3 separate regions of the Homo sapiens genome follow, and all the other regions are linked to region 1. Evidence: chromatin loops called from intact Hi-C (ENCODE). Cell type or tissue: dorsolateral prefrontal cortex. All regions are shown on one strand.

Region 1 (2,500 bases):
AGAGATGAGTGTTCAGTCCTGAGCGCCCTTCTTTCCACCCACCAGGCATACCGGAAGAGGATGCATCAGCTCCTACAGGCTCTGCACCAGAAGCTGGCGGCTCTGCGCCAGGGGCCAGAAGGTCTGGTGGGTGCCGACAAGCCCATCTCCTACAGGACCAAGCCACCAGCCTCCATCCACAGGGAGCTCCTTGGTGTCTGCAGCGACCCCTACACACTGGCCCAGCAGCTGACCCACGTGGAACTGGTAAGCCGGCCCAAACCACCTTCCTCACCCGGGATTCAGCAGGACACACACAGATACACTGTGCCCTCCCTGGCTTCCCAGAGCAGCCCCACAAGCTTGTGAAGGAGGCCCTGGCCTAGCCTCGAGCATGCACTGGGCCCCTTGTGGATGCAGAGGCCAAGGGCCCACCCCAGGGAGAGGGAGGCTGGGGCGGGTTCTTCCCTTTGAGACTGAGGGTTGATGGCGACCTCCCTGCTCTCCAGGCACTCTTCAGCGCGCTCCCGTGCGCTCGCTCATGTCTCCATCACCTGGCCAGGCAGGCCCTGTACACAGAGGAAACTAAGGCCCAGAAAGGTGAAGCGACTTGCCAAAGTCACACAGCAGAAGGGACAGAGCCAGGGTTTGATTCTGACCCAGATGCCATGCTCCTAGCCACCAGCCCCTCCACCCCGCAGAGGAAGCAGGCCACTTCAGTTACCCAGCGTGGAGCCTGGCTTCCCTGGGCGTCACGCCTCATAGCATTGCTCCCTGCCCCCATGAACCGGGAAAGGAGGGGCTGCCTCCTCCAGGGAAGGCGCTGAGCTCTGTGACAACCTAAAACAGGGTCTCCAAGCCCCAGTGGGGAGGGCAGTTGCAGAGTGACTGTTGTGAGGAGGACTAGGGGCTGGGGCACCACGGCAGGCCCCCCAGTGGACACCCCCTCCCCATACCTTCCCTCTTTTACCCACTCTTCACCCTTCCCTGCAGGAGCGGCTGCGGCACATCGGGCCTGAGGAGTTTGTCCAGGCCTTTGTGAACAAGGACCCTCTGGCCAGCACAAAGGTAGGAGGCTCTTACGGGCTGTCCCAAAAGTGAGCCTCACCCAGTGACTGGCCGCTCTCCGGGGAGCCCGCGAGCCTTCTCTGGGCGAGCGCTGGAGTGGCCCAGAGTGGGACAGGTGGGCTCGGGGGGCCCTGCCCACTCCGCCACGCCCCTCCAGCTCGGGGGCGCACCACGACAACCGAGTCCCGAGTCCCCGGAAAGCCTGGACGTGCGGGACGTGGGGGTCACCCACCCAGCGAGGGAGGAGGAGTGGGCCAGGAACCAGGCCGTGGGCCGCGCTGCTCGGGTGGGCCAGGACCCTGGGCAGGGAGGAGGGTGGAGGGCCCCCTGGCGCGCTCCGGGACCCCGTGCGCCTTCCCGGTGCGTTTCGGTGGGCGCCGGTGCCCTCCAGCGGCCACGCGGGGAAGCGCGGGTTGCTGCCCGCTGCCCGGGATGGGTAAGGGAACTCCTGGGTCCCGGTGCTCAGGACACAGCCCACGCACCCGGATTTCGATCCCGCCCTTCTGGGAGCCCAACCAGCAGGGTGCCGGTGCCTCCCACGGGCTAAATCCAAGCCAGAATTGCAAACATTGTGCCTTCTGCCCTCACACCTAATAAAAGTACAAACTATGAGATTGCATTTTTCACTTCTCAGATAAGCAAAAATCACCTAGTAGGTTAGACACATTGTGGAAGACACACTCCACGTGGCTGCTGGGGTGAAGCTGGCGCAGCCACTTTGGAGGGGAGACTGGCACTAGCATCGACGCTCTAAATGGACTTTCTTGACCCCAATTTTCCATACCTACGAATTTATCCCACAGATACACACCCATGTACACGAACATGCACGGACGAAGATATTTGGGATAGACAATGTTTATTATGGCCAAACACTGGGGGCAGATTGCCTTGTCACCCATGGGGACTGGATTACAAATTATGAAACGTCTATAACTAGAATGGTGTGCAGCTGTGAAAGGGAATAAGGTGGACAGAACAACCTCCAAGACCTATCCCTCCAGGCACTGAGAGAAAACGGTAGAGGGAAGAGCAGGGGCGAGAGTGTGTGACCATTTGGGTAACAAAAAAAGAGGGTAACACAAAACCATGTATGTTGCCTGTGTCCGTCAGCACTCTCTAGGAATGCTGACTGCTCTGGGAATTCGGAACAACTGTGGTGCTGGGAGGCAGGAACGGGAGGGAGATTTTTTTTCTTTTTTTGAGACGGATCTCACTCTGTCGCCCAGGCTGGAGTGCAGGGGCGCGGTCTCCGCTCACTGCAAGCTCCGCCTCCCGGGTTCACACCGTTCTCCTGCCTCAGCCTCCCCAATAGCTGGGACTACAGGCGCCCACCACAACACCCGGCTAATTTTTTGTATTTTTAGTAGAGACAGGGTTTCACCGTGTAAGCCATGATGGTCTCGATCTCCTGACCTTGTGATCTGCCCGCCTCGGCCTCCCAAAGTGCTGG
Region 2 (2,500 bases), 50 kb before region 1:
TCCCATGGTCATAAACCCGCCTCCTCCCGGCCCCAGGCCCCATGGCCGGGGGCCTCCCTCATCCTGCTTCAGCCCTCAGACCTTGCTGTCCTTGGCTTCCTCCCCACTCCGCTCCTTGGCACCTGCGCCCCTCCCCCCCCAAGAACATTCTCCAGTCCCTTCTGCTGTTGAATTTTAGACCAGCTGTCCCCTCCACATATCAGCCGGGGGTGCATTAGGCCCATTTTACATATAAGGCTGTCTGAGGAAAGTGACGCCCCGGGGTCTCATGGCCAATAAGGACCCCGCCCACATCTGCGCCGTGGTCTGCTGCGTGGAAAGCCGGTGATGAAAGCCAGCAGCAGCTGGTGATGGTGCACTTCAGAGCTGGGGTGTTAGGTTCTTTCTATTTCAAGTGGAGAAACCCACCTCAGACTTAAGGACTCAGAAAACGCATTTGCTTCTGTAAATAAAAAGCCCTGGGATAGCCAGTCACGGTGGCTCACACCTGTAATCCCAGCACTTTGGGGGGCTGAGGCGGGCAGATCACTTGAAGTCAGGAGTTCGAGACCAGCCTGGCCAACATGGTGAAACCCCGTCTCTACTAAAAATACAACAATTAGCCTGGAGTGGTAGTACATGCCTGTAGTCCCAGTTACTTGGGAGACTGAGGCAGGAGAATTGCTTGAATCCAGGAGGCAAAGGCTGCAGTGAGCTGAGATCACGCCACTGTACTCCAGCCTAGGTGGCAGAGTGAGACTCGTCTCAAAAAAAAAAAAAAAAAAAAAAAGCCAGCCGGGTGCAGTGGCTCACACGTGTAATCCCAGCACTTTGGGAGGCTGAGGCAAGCAGATCACGAGGCCAGATAGAGACCATCCTGGCTAACACAGTGAAACCCTGTCTCTACTAAAAATACAAAAAAAAAAAAAAAATTAGCCAGGCTTGGTGGTGCACGCCTGTAGTCCCAGCTACTCAGGAGGCTGAGGCAGGAGAATCACTTGAACCTGGGAGGCGAAAGTTGCGGTGAGCCGAGATCATGCCACTGCACTCCAGCCTGGGCAACAGAGCGAGACTCCACCTCAAAAAGAAAAAAAAAAAAAGCCCAAGGTGGGCTTCAGGCATGGCTGGATGTGGGACATGGTCTCGGTCTCTGTGAGTCTTGGCTCCGTTTCCTCCATGTGGGCCCCTTTCACAAGAAAGCCCCCACCAGCTCCATACTTACTTCCTGTCCTTACCTTGCCCTGAGCAGAGAGAGAGGCTCTGCTCAGACAGTTCAAATAAATGTCCCACGAACTGAGTCTGGTGGCCCACCCAGGTGACATGCCTGCCCATGGATTTATCCCAGAGGCCAGGGAGATGAAAGGCACTGAGTGGCTGGGCCTGGATCACATGCCATCCCAACTGTCACAGACCAACGCAACTCCTTCCCCAAGTGGCACCAGGGCCATGTCCTCCTACCACGGGCAGGAGAGGAAGGACAAATGGGCTCTGTTTTCAGAGGGAAGAACAGATGCTGGCCAGGCAGAAGCCGCAGAGGCCATGGCCTTGGACAGCTGCAGCAGGGCTGAGCCTTGGCAGGGGTCCCGGAAGGAAGCCCGGGGCTCTGCCCTGCCCGTGGACTGCTGCGGCCCAGCCGGGCAGATTGCGCAGGCACTCACCGAAGAGCTTTTGCTGGGGCTGCTGGGACTAAGGAAGGTTAAAAATGGAGCCGATGAACAGCCTGTGTCTTTGGGGAAGCTGCTGGGTGAGCCGGGCAGGCCAGCCCCTTCACTGGGTGGGGAGGTGGGGCCGGAAAGGGAAAGCAGCCCCTGGCTTCGGGGCTGAGGGGCTGATGTGCACATGGTTTGAATGCATCCTCTACTCGGCTGGACGTTTCTGGAAGTAGCCCAGCCAGCCCCCCATCCCACTGCCCCTCATCCAGCCCCTCCGTCAGGCTCTGAGAGTCTCACCTCTCACCCTGGTCCTCCTCCATGCTGGCAAAAGTTGCCGTCCCTTGGAAACCCCTCGTCTGCAGCCCTCTCCTCTGGGAGGTTGACCAAGGTTGGGTGGGAGTTGGAGGCCAGGCCAGGGGCCCTGTCTTGGGTTATGCCAGGGGGAGACATGGGCAGGACTGACCACTGCCCAACCCTGACGGCTGGCACCACGCAGCAGTCATGCTTTCATAGCTTCTGCTGTGGCTGAATCTTTCTGGAAAAAAGTATTAGCCCCGGGACCAGGCGCGGTGGCTCACGCCTGTAATCCCAGCACTTTGGGAGGCCGAGGCGGGCGGATCATGAAGTCAGGAGATCGAGACCATCCTGGCCAACATGGTGAAACCCCATCTCTACTAAAAATACAAAAAATTAGCCGGGCATGGTGGCAGACGCCTATAGTCCCAGCTACTCGGGAGGCTGACACAGGAGAATGGCGTGAACCCGGGAGGCGGAGCTTGCAGTGAGCCGAGATTGCGCCACTGCACTCCAGCCTGGGCGACAGAGCAAGACTCCATCTCAAAAAAAAAAAAAAAAAAGTATTAGCCTTG
Region 3 (2,500 bases), 82 kb before region 1:
AGGCTGTCCTTGCAACTATCAGGCAGCTGTGCCCTCTCTGAGGTGTCAACCCAGGGCCATTCTGCCACAGAAAGACTGGGAGATAGGGGAGGCCAGTTTCTATGCACATAGGTTAAGTACCTGGATCTAGCCATTCCTCTAAGCAGTAAACCTTGGCTTTTTATGATCCACAAACCAGCTTTTTGCTCAAGCTGGTTGGGTTGAGTTTTGGGCCACATCTCATCAGGCAGGTCCTGACTAAAGCAGAGTGAGGTGAAGGCAGCTGGAACTTCCGTGTCGGGTGGGGACTTGGAGAACTTTTCTGGCTAGCTAGAGGATTGTAAATGCACCAATCAGCACTCTGTAAAAACGCACCAATCAGCACTCCGTGAAACGGACCAATCAGCAGGACATGGGTGGGGACAAATAAGGGAATAAAAGCTGCCCGCCCACCCCTCGCCAGCCAGCAACAGCGGCGACCGGCTGTGGTCTTTTTCCCTGCTGTGGAAGCTTTGTTCTCTTGCTCTTCACAAGACATTTTGCTGCTACGCACTCTTTGGGTCTGCACCACCTTTTTCTTTTCTTTTCTTTTTTTTTTTTTTTGAGATGGAGTCTTGCTCTGTCGCCCAGGCTACAGTGCAGTGGTGCAATCTCTGCTCACTGCAAGCTCCACCTCCCCGGGTTCACGCCCTTCTCCTGCCTCAGCCTCCCGAATAGCTGGGACCACAAGCGCCCACCACCAAACCTGGCTAATTTTTTTGTATTTTTAGTACAGACAGGGTTTCACCGTCGCACCACCTTTAAGAGCTGTAACACTCACTGCCAAGGTCCCTGGCTCATTCTTGAAGTCAGCCAGACCAGGAACCCAGCGGAAGGGACAAACTGCGGACACAGGAGGACAGGTGTCCTGACCTCTATGCTGGGACCAACCAGGGAACTTTTCACTGAAGACCCAGTTCAAGGAGGCCACTGGATCCTGTTAGAGCCCCTCTCCCTTTCTAAAAGTGAAATCATGCATCGCCATCCTCCCAGAACCCCGGTGTCTTCAAAGTGGTGTCCACCCTCCCTGGGGGCCACGGGAGAGCGCCGAGAAGGTTGGGGAGGGGGGGTGTCCACCCAGGGATGTCCCATTGGGGGACACAGACAACCTAGGTGGCCAGTCCAGAGAACCGGGCCGGGCCCAGTCTTGAGGAGAGAGGGTGAACTGGGTTTTGGGGCGCCAGAGGCCCACCAGGTGAGGTGTAGGCTGGGGCAGCTGGGGCGCAGAGTCCGCCAGGGTCCGCGCGCGGGAGGGCAGCGTCTGACGGCCCGAGCGGGTGGTCCTGGCGCGGGGGGCCAGCCGCCGCGGAGGCCTGAACGCAGGGCGGGACGCTTGGCTCCGCGGCCGGGGCACGGAGGGCCCTGGTGTGCAGCGCCGCCCGCGGGCTCCCGCAGCTCCACCCCCGCGCCCCGCCCGCTCCGCGCTGCCTGAGTGCCACGAGGGGGCGCAGCGCCGCGTTGCTCCGGGGCCGCCGCCAGGCGCTCGTGCGGGCTGCGCTGGGAGCCGGGCGGTCGGGCGGCGGCGGCGGCGGCGGCGGCGGCGGCGGCGGCGGCGGGCGGCGCCCCGGTCCGCGGCGCCGAGGCTCGCACCGGGAGCTGCCCATGGGCCGGGCCCGGAGTTCCGGCGCGCCGGGAGCCGGTGAGTGGTGCGCGGCCGAGGGACACCTGGCGGTGCGGGCAAGGGCGCGGGCTCGCGGGGGCTGGGGAGGGCTGCCGGCGGCGCGGCGGGGTCGGCGGGAGGCGGGAGGCTGCGCGCGGCGCGGGAGCGTGCGCCGGGGTCAGCAGGGGCGGGGTCCGCGCGGCCGCCGGGACTGGAGGCGCGGGGGTAGCGGGTAGGGTACCCTGAGGGCACACCCCCGGCCACCTGGCGGGAGACCCAGCTCTGCCGCGCGCCGCCAGCCCCTGCTGGGCGCGAGGAGCAAGCTTCTTTCAGCCGCTAGAGTGGCAGGAAGAGCCAGCCTAGACCAAAGCCTCCACCCGCACCGGACCTCAGTTTCCCCGTCTATGAAATGGGGACGGGAAAGCAGACCTGCCGGTGCACGTGCAGAAGGGAAAGGGCCTTGCGCCTGGGGGAAGAGGGTGCTGTCACCCTTGAGGATGGGATCGGATTTGAGGAAAGGACCAGCGCCACTATCAGAGGGCCTGCGAGAACAGTGGGGTCTGCTGGGAGTCCTGGGTGTGTCCCTCACGCAGTGACAGCGGACGGCATCAAGGGACCACCTGGTCCACTCATTGTATTTAGATTGGGAAAGCGATGCTTGGGGGGACTTGGGGAAGGGTGCTGGCGACGCCGCCCCATGCTCAGCGTGGGCGTGGGAAACTGTGGGAAAGACAGAGCTGGGAAGTTGGGGTGCTGGTGGAGCTCTTCCGGGCCCGTATCTCCTGCCTCCTGGGGCTGTGGGAGAGACAGAAGTTCTGAGCCCCGGGAGCCTGAGAAGAGTCCTGGGAAGCTCTGCCTGCCAGGCAGGTGGAGTAACTGAGG

The links. Hi-C counts contacts between places; a loop is a spot of excess contacts. Peaks named below come from ENCODE experiments on the same cell type or tissue, not always from the same donor. Only the 100,000 strongest peaks of a DNase experiment are listed, where the experiment ranks them.
Region 2: a loop joins it to region 1, with 2.8 times the contacts of the local background. A loop is called at or near these places in 6 of 110 quality-filtered maps.
Region 3: a loop joins it to region 1, with 5 times the contacts of the local background. A loop is called at or near these places in 58 of 110 quality-filtered maps.

Annotation. Positions count from the first base shown.
Region 1 is chr5:180,126,156-180,128,655 of GRCh38, reverse strand. It overlaps RASGEF1C (RasGEF domain family member 1C), which reads left to right. Exons shown (of 14, transcript NM_175062.4): 5 at 46-246; 6 at 973-1,047. Among named protein-coding and RNA genes, the nearest start is that of RNF130, 56 kb to the right of the region's middle. RefSeq lists silencers at 1,337-1,406, 1,477-1,526, 1,753-2,047. In dorsolateral prefrontal cortex, CTCF peaks have their summits at 1,233 and 1,439 (motif pointing left); a DNase peak (open chromatin) is centred at 1,445; H3K27ac peaks cover 972 bases.
Region 2 is chr5:180,176,545-180,179,044 of GRCh38, reverse strand. All of the region lies in intron 1 of RASGEF1C (RasGEF domain family member 1C), which reads left to right. Among named protein-coding and RNA genes, the nearest start is that of RASGEF1C, 31 kb to the left of the region's middle. In dorsolateral prefrontal cortex, a CTCF peak has its summit at 1,442; a DNase peak (open chromatin) is centred at 1,504; H3K4me3 peaks cover 594 bases; H3K27ac peaks cover 1,364 bases.
Region 3 is chr5:180,208,185-180,210,684 of GRCh38, reverse strand. RASGEF1C (RasGEF domain family member 1C) reads left to right here and starts at 1,474. Exons shown (of 14, transcript NM_175062.4): 1 at 1,474-1,657. RefSeq lists a silencer at 1,339-1,558. In dorsolateral prefrontal cortex, a CTCF peak has its summit at 1,423 (motif pointing right); a DNase peak (open chromatin) is centred at 1,464; H3K4me3 peaks cover 1,105 bases.